Linked DNA regions of Homo sapiens: region 2 is linked to region 1. A link is an interaction called in ENCODE POLR2A ChIA-PET data of the cell type or tissue named here. Cell type or tissue: MCF 10A. All regions are shown on one strand. Region 1 has its middle 17 kb from the start of MIR9902-1. Region 2 overlaps KNTC1 (kinetochore associated 1).

What was found. Peaks named below come from ENCODE experiments on the same cell type or tissue, not always from the same donor. Only the 100,000 strongest peaks of a DNase experiment are listed, where the experiment ranks them.
Region 2: POLR2A ChIA-PET joins it to region 1 with 5 read pairs; 3 of 35 experiments call an interaction of 5 or more read pairs at or near these places.

What each region holds. Positions count from the first base shown.
Region 1 is chr12:122,677,264-122,681,263 of GRCh38, reverse strand. No RefSeq gene overlaps it. Among named protein-coding and RNA genes, the nearest start is that of MIR9902-1, 17 kb to the left of the region's middle. In MCF 10A, no CTCF peak of the experiment used is centred here; a DNase peak (open chromatin) is centred at 2,033.
Region 2 is chr12:122,596,671-122,600,670 of GRCh38, reverse strand. KNTC1 (kinetochore associated 1) reads right to left here. Exons shown (of 64, transcript NM_014708.6): 44 at 2,733-2,940. Among named protein-coding and RNA genes, the nearest start is that of KNTC1, 71 kb to the right of the region's middle. In MCF 10A, no CTCF peak of the experiment used is centred here; no DNase peak of the experiment used is centred here.

The DNA.
Region 1 (4,000 bases):
AAACAGGGTCATGCTCTGTCACCCAGGCTGGAGTGCAGTGGTGCAATCACGGCTCATTGCAGCCTCTGCCTCCCGGGCTCAAGTGATTCTCCTGCCTCAGCCTCCTGAGTAGCTGGGATTACAGGCACACGCCACCACGCCTGACTAATTTTTGTAATTTTGTTGAGACAGCCTCCTGAGTAGCTGGGATTACAGGCACACGCCACCATGCCCAACTAATTTTTGTAATTTTGTTGAGACAGGGTCTCGCTATGTTGCCCAGTCTGGTCTCAAACTCCTAGGCTTAAGCAATCTTCCCACCTCAGCCTCCCAAAGTGCTGGGATTACCGGTGTGAGCCACTGTGCCCAGCCAAATTCACTCTTTTAAAGTATACTATTCACTCATTTTTATTATATCCACAAGCTTGTACAATCACCACGACTATCTAATTTCAGAACTTTTTCATCACCCCAAAAAGAAACGCTGTGCCCACTGGCAATCATTCATTCCCCATTCATCCCTTCCCCGCCCCCAGCAAACACCAGTAGATCTATCTCTGGAATCATGATTTATTTTTTTAAATGAAGAAATGCCACAAAAGGATTAGAAAAATTATGGAAGTGGGGCCAGGTGTGGTGGCTCACGCCTGTAATCCCAGCACTTTGGGAGGCCGAGGCAGGCGGATCACAAGGTCAGGAGATCGAGACCATCCTGGCTAACACAGTGAAACCCCGTCTCTACTAAAAATACAAAAAATTAGCCGGGTGTGGTGGCAGATGCCTGTAGTCCCAGCTACTCGGGAGGCTGAAGCAGGAGAATGGCGTGAACCCGGGAGGTGGAGCTTGCAGTGAGCCGAGATTGGTGCCACTGCACTCCAGCCTGGGCGACAGAGCGAGACTCTGTCTCAAAAAAAAAAAAAAAAAAAAAAAAAAATACAGAAGGGGAATTTAGAGGGGAGGGAAAAAAGCCTGAAACAAGACTTCCTTCCCCAACTGGTTTTAGCCTGCTTGTTCTTCCAGAGTTGGTTCCCACAGTGTAAATGCAGCCTTGGTTTCTGTTGGGGCCTGGCAAGAAAATTCACATGGGGCTTTGTCTCCTATGTGCTAGGCAGGAGACCATGAAACATCACTTAGCCTAGATATGAAGGCCAATTTGGTAGTTTCAAATATATCAATAATTTCTTTGAAACTCCTCTCTTCAAAAGACAGAGTCTGATTTCCTTCCCCCTTGAATGCAGGCCAGACTTAGTGACTTTCTTTTAATGAGTAGAATGTGGTGGAAGTGATGTTATGTGCCTTTAAAAGCTGGGCATAAAAGGGGTAGGGGACCAGACACTGGGGCTCACGCCTGGAATCCCAGCACTTTGGGAGGCCAAGGTGGGAGGATCACTTGAGCCCAGAAGTTCAAGACCAGCCTGGCCCACACAGGGAGACCCTGCCTCTATGAAAAGTAAAAATTAAAAAATTAGCCGGGCGTGGTGGTGAGTGCCTGTGGTCCCAGCTACTCAGGAGGCTGAGGTGGGAGGATCGCTTGAGCCCAGGAGTTCAAGGCTACAGTGAGTCATGATCATACCATTGTACTCCAGCCTGGGTGACAGAGTGAGACCCTGTTTCAAAAAAAAAGATACTGGCTTCTCTGTCTCTCTCTCTCTGTTTTGGCCCGCCATGCTGGGCGGAAGCCCAGATCTCATGGGGAGACCCCGTGGGGCTGCTCTGGTTGAGACTTTGAACTAGGCCCTCAGCTGAGAGCAGTGGGCAAGCTTCACAGACGTGTGGCCTGGTATCAGGCACAGAGCCGTGTGCTAAGAAGAGCCCCTGGCCCTTTTAAATACTCTGCCATCACCATTTTGAAATTCTTCATAATCTGTAAACAGCTTTATTGAGATATAACGCATATGTTATAAAATTCACCCATTGCAAGTGAACCATTCAATGGTTTGCAGCATATTCACAGAATTGTGCAAACATCACTACATTCCATTTCCATTACTAATCACTCTCCATCTCTACCCCCAATACATTCTTTATCGTTTCTCAACCAGAACCCTGTGTTTCACTGTTCACTGAAAACCACAAATTATGAAGCCATCCTGACAGCTGACCTGTACATGACTGTGCCTTCAGATGGTCCCAGCCCCAGCCTTTGGGACTCCAGCTGAGGTCCCAGATATGTATAGCAGAGACCTGAATTCCTGACTCCTAGAAACCATCAGAGATGGCTTAGGCTATTACATCTTGAGCTAATTTGTTATGTACCAATAGATAAGTAAAGCAAGCAAAAAACCATGGGGCCGGGTGCAGTGGCTCATACCTGTAATCCCAGCTCTTTCAGAGGCCAAGTCAAGAAGATCCCTTGAGCCCAGAAGTTCTAATCTAGACTAGCCTGGGCAACACAGGGAGATCTCATCTCTACAAAGAAACAAAAATAAAATTAGCCAGGCACGGTGGCACACGGCTGTAGTCCCAGCTACTTGGGAGGCTGAGGCAGGAGGATTGCTTGAGCTCAGGATTTTGAGGCTGCAGTGAGCTGTGATCACACCAATTCAGCCTGGTGACAGAGTGAGACCTCGACTCTAAAAAAAAGAAAAAGAAAAGGCACACCAGGCTGAGCACGGTGGCTCACGCCTGTAATCCCAACACTTTGGGGGGCCAAGGTGGGCAGCTCACTGGAGGCCAGGAGTTTTGAGACCAGCCTGGACCACATAGCGAAATCCTGCCTCTACTAAAAATACAAAAAAAAAAAAAAAAATTAGCTGTGCATGGTGGCATGAGCCTGTAATCCCAGCTACCCTGGAGGCTGAGGCATGAGAATTGCTTGAGCCTGGGAGGGGAGGTTGCAGAGAGCGGAGATTGTGCCACTGCACTCCAGCCTGGGCAACACAGCAAGACTCTGAAAATAAAAAAAGAAAAGGAAGGAAGGAAGGAAGGAAGGGAGGGAGGGAGGGAGGGAGGGATCAAGGGAGGAAGGAAGGGAAAGGCACACCAGATATCAAGACTAGCCACCCAGAAATATTTTACTCCCATTAATCAAAACCTTGCAGAAGCGATAAACAGTGAGTTTTACCATTCACCCAATGATACTGCACAGAGAGAGAGGCTGGGACCCTAACTGGTAAGAAATTCTTACCTTTTTGCCAGCTGATCTGGTTCCTGGGTTCCCTTTTCTGTGGCTTCCGGAAGAGCAGAGCAGCTTTGGTGACCCTGCTCGCCACACCAAAATGTAGGTCCTCTGAAAAGTCAACTCACAAAAGGCAAATTAATAGGAAAAAAGGCATATAAATTTATTTAGCGTATAGATAGAGAAGCCTTTTGAACAAAGACCAAAAGACACAGGGGAAATTGTCTATTTTTATGCTTACATTTAACAAACTATGGACAGCTGTGTAGAAATATAACTGGACAAAAAGAGTATGACCTAGGTCGGGCGTGGTGGCTCACGCCTGTAATCCCAGCACTTTGGGAGGCAGAGGTGGGCGGATCACCTGAGGTCAGGAGTTCGAGACCAGCCTGGCCAACATGGTGAAACTCTGTGTCTAACAAAAATACAAAAATTAGCCGGTCATGGTGGTGCACACCTGTAATCCCAGCTACTCAGGAGGCTGAGGCAGCAGAATCTCTTGAACCCGGGAGGTGGAGGTTGCAGTGAGCAGAGGTTACGCCACTGCACTCCAGACTGGGCAACAGAGCAAGACTCCGTCTAAAAAAAAAATCACCTAACGTGGCTGGACTCAGTAGCAATCAGTGTAAAGAGATGGCAAGGCCTGTCCACCTGGATTCTTCTTGGCCTCTCTGAACAGCATTCCTTCCTTCAGGGTATGGGGCAGGACCTGCTGTGGAATGGGGGTCTTATGAGCTACAGTGAAACAAGGTGGGCCATTTTTCAATGGCCAGTTTTGATACAGAAAGATGGAGGGGAAATTAGAATCATATTTTTAGGTTTTATGGCTGGCGTTGGGAAAGAGGAATTCTAGTTTCTACGGCTGGCCTCGGGGGAAAAGCGGGACTTCCAGGCAGGAGGACA
Region 2 (4,000 bases), 81 kb after region 1:
AAGGAAGCTCTTAAGATACTAAAAGCATAGAAAGGGTAGGGGTATGGTCAAAATTTTATAAGATTTTGAAATTAAAGTTCCCTTTCTTTCATTTACGATGGGAAAATTGGAACAGAAAGAAACTGATCCTTTTCTTAGAAATGACATGAGTAAAACTGTGGGCCTCCAAGCAAGTTTCTCAAAGGATTCTGTTTTAGCTCTAACTATATACTATAGTGCAAGAATTAATTGTGTGGCATATATACATATTAACACAAAAAGAAAGGAAGTCAGGCTGGGTACAGTGGCTCATGCCTGTAATCCCAACACTTTGGGAGGCTAAGGCAGGTGGATCACCTGAGGTCAGGCATTTGAGACCAGCCTGGCCAACATGGCGAAATCTTGTCTCTATTAAAAATACAAAAATTAGCCGGCATGGTAGTGCGTGCCTGTAGTCCCAACTACTCAGGAGGCAGAGGCAGGAGAATCGCTTGAACCCAGGAGGCGGAGGTTGCAGTGAGCCAAGATCGTGCCATTACACTCCAGCCTGGACAACAGGGTGAGATTTCATCTCAAAACAACAACAACAACAAAAACAAAAACAAAAAAAGGAAGTCTTCTCTTTGTTCTTTCTTTCTACCCACACACCATTACTTTTTTCCTTTTTATTTTTGACACAGAGTCTCGCTCTGTCACCCAGGCTGGAGTGCAGTGGTGCAATCACAACTCACTGCAGCCTTGACCTCCTGGGCTCAAGCAATCCTCCCCTCTTCAGCTTCCCAAATAGCTGGGACTGCAGGCACGTACTACTAGGCCTAACTAATTAAAAAAATTTTTTGTAGTGACAAATTCTTACTATGTTCCCCAGGCTGGCCTATTTTTTAAATGCCAACAAAAGTCGCGTGAAAAACAACATTGAACAAAGTGGGAAGATGAAATATTGTTACCTAGAAATTTTGAGCAATCTATGTAATTTTTGGCTGAATTGCAAGCAAAATATAAAACTGAAATATTTATTTCAGGCTTAAAATTTTATTTCCAGGCTGGGCACAGTGGCTCATGCCTGTAATTCCAGCACTTTGGGAGGCTGAGGCAGGTAGATCACCTGAGGTCAGGAGTTCATGACCAGCCTGACCAACATGATGAAACCCTATTGCTGCTAAATATAAAAAATTAGCTGGACGTGGTGGCGCATGCCTGTAATCCCAGCTAGTTGGAAGGTTGAGGCAGGAGAACCCAGGAGGCAGAGGCTACAGCGAGCCGAGACTGCGCCATTAGACTCCAGCCTGGACAACAAGAGCAAAACTCCATCTCAGAAAAAAAAAAAATTTTTTTCCCTGCCATTCACCTTCATTTCTCCATTAAACTACCCCCTGACCAAACATTCCAATTCTCAGAAGATCAGAAGATCTCCTAAACAAATACTGAGCAGAAGCCAGGTGTAGTCCCTGTAGTTCCAGCTACTCAGGAGGCTGAACAGGACGATCACTTGAGCCCAGGAGTTAGAGGCCAACCTGGGCAATATAGTGAGACCCCCTTCTCTTAAAAAAAACTAAAAAACAAATCAGACAAAAGTATAAAAATATGTATGAAGATATTAATTATAACAATTTATGATAATAAAATTTACCCAGCCATACCCAGACAACACAGTGAGATTCATCTGCACAAAAAAATTTTTTTTTTAATTTAAAAAATTTTAAAAATTAAAAAAATTACTGGGGTATGGCAGCATGCACCTACAGTTCCAGCTATCTGGGAGGCTGAGGTAGAAGGATCACTTGAGCCCAGGAGGTCAAGGCTGCCATGAGCCATGTTCACACCACTGCACTCCAGCCTGGGTGACAGTGAGACCCTATCTCAAATAAAAAAAAAAAAGTTTAAATGTCTAACCATAAAAGCCTGGTTAAATACGGCATGTTTTATCCATATAATGGAATAATAGTTATGCATCTGTCAAAAATGACGGTTCACTGGGCCTCGTGGCTCACCTCTGTATTCCTAGCACTTTGGGAGGCCAAGGTGGGAGGATCACTTGAGGCCAGGAGTTTGAAACCAGCCTGGACAACACGGTGAAATTCCATCTCTACTAAAAATACAAAAATGAGCCAGGCATGATGGTGCACACCTGTAATTCCAGCTATTCGGGAGGCTGAGGCTGGAGTATCACTTGAGCCCAGGACATAGAGGCTGTAGTGAGTCACATTCATACCACTGCACTCCAGCCTGGGCAACAGAGCAAGACCTTGTCTCAAAAAAAAAAAAAAAAAGAAAAGAAAAAGAAAAAAGACATTTCCGGCAGGACCATGAAAAAGATGAAAAAGAAATTGTTTCTTTTGAGATAGATGTGTATGTAATGACATATAATGACCATATGTTAAGTGAAAAAAGAGGGTCACAGAAGAGTATATTTAGTTTAAGATAGTTACTACACCACACTATTAACATCTTCATCTCTAGGGAGTGGAGTTATAGGGAAATTGCTTGTTTTGATTTATACATTTCTCTCTAGCTCATATAAATTCAAAGAATGTGTAAGGTTTTCAAAAATCTGGGGAAGAAAAGCTATTTCTATTTTGAAAAATGGGAAAATTGTATTTAACTGTGTTAAAAATATAGAAATCAAGAGAATATTTCAAATTAAAAGTTGATAAAAATATAGACTTATACATCCAATTTGTTACTAATGTATCTAATTATTAAGGGTGGGAGGGATGGCTGAGATGACCCGATTCATTTCACTGTGTGTCTACCTTATGTAGTATTCCACTAAGACTGATGACCAAATCTTTTGTGCTCGTCAGTAAAGGAACCATCTCAAGGGCTTTGGCCAGGAGTTTGGGATGCCGCCGCTTTGCAGAGTCCATGCTTGCATCTCCCTGGCCTTGGCCGGCATTTGTGTTGTGGAGCAGCGTTTCAATGAAGAGCTGAAGAACTGCATCGCAGTCCAACTGAAATGTGCTAAAAGAAGCATTCAATACACACCAGTCTCCCAAACTGCAGGCATTTCCATGCAAAGTATCTGACAAAACACTTGGGTACATGCTTCCATTGTTGAAATTTAACCTTGTCATTGTCCAGTCTCAAAATCAGACAAACTACCTGTCATCAAAGCTAATTATTGCCTTTTAAAAATCAGATATTAGGCCGGGTGCAGTGGCTCACACCTGTAATCCCAGCACTTTGGGAGGCCAAGGTGAACAGATCACGAGGTCAGGAGTTTGAGACCAGCCTGGCCAACATAGTGAAACCCCATCTCTACTAAAAATACAAAAATTAGCCAGGCATGGTGGCGCATGGCTGTAGTCCCAGCTACTCGGGAAGCTGAGGCAGGAGAATTGCTTGAACCCGGGAGGTGGAGGTTGCGGTGAGCCAAGATCGCACCACTGCACTCCAGTTTGGGCAACAGAGCAAGGCTCCATCTCAAAAAAAAAAAAAAAAAAAAAAAAATCAGGTATTATTCCTGGTGGGTGTGTAAACTGTTAGAATATTGGAGAGAAATCTGTAATAAAATTGAAAATATTTATGCTCTTTAGTATAAAAATGCAACATTTACAAATTTCACCTAAGAAGAAAAATATACATGTTAGTAAGGATGTCTTCTGCAGCAACTCTTTGTAATGATTAAAAGCTGAAAACAGTTTATATCTATAAGTGCCTACACATCAAAAAAGTAGAAAAAATTCATAAACAACCTAACAATACATCTTAAAGAAGTAGAAAAGGAAGAGCAAACCAAACAAAATTAGTAAAAGAAAAGAATAAAGATCAGAGCAGAAATAAATGAAATTGAAACAAAAACAATACCAAGGATCAACAAAACAAAAATTGGATTTTTTTTTGTTTCTTTGAGACAGGGTCTCATTCTGTTCCCCAGGCTAAAGTGCAGCGGCATGATCAAGGCTCACTGCAGTCTCAACCTCCTGGGCTCAAGTAATCCTCCCACCTCAACCTCTCAAGTAGCTGGAACTACAAGCATGCGCCACAACACTTCAGTGAATTTTTTTACCTTTGTAGAGAT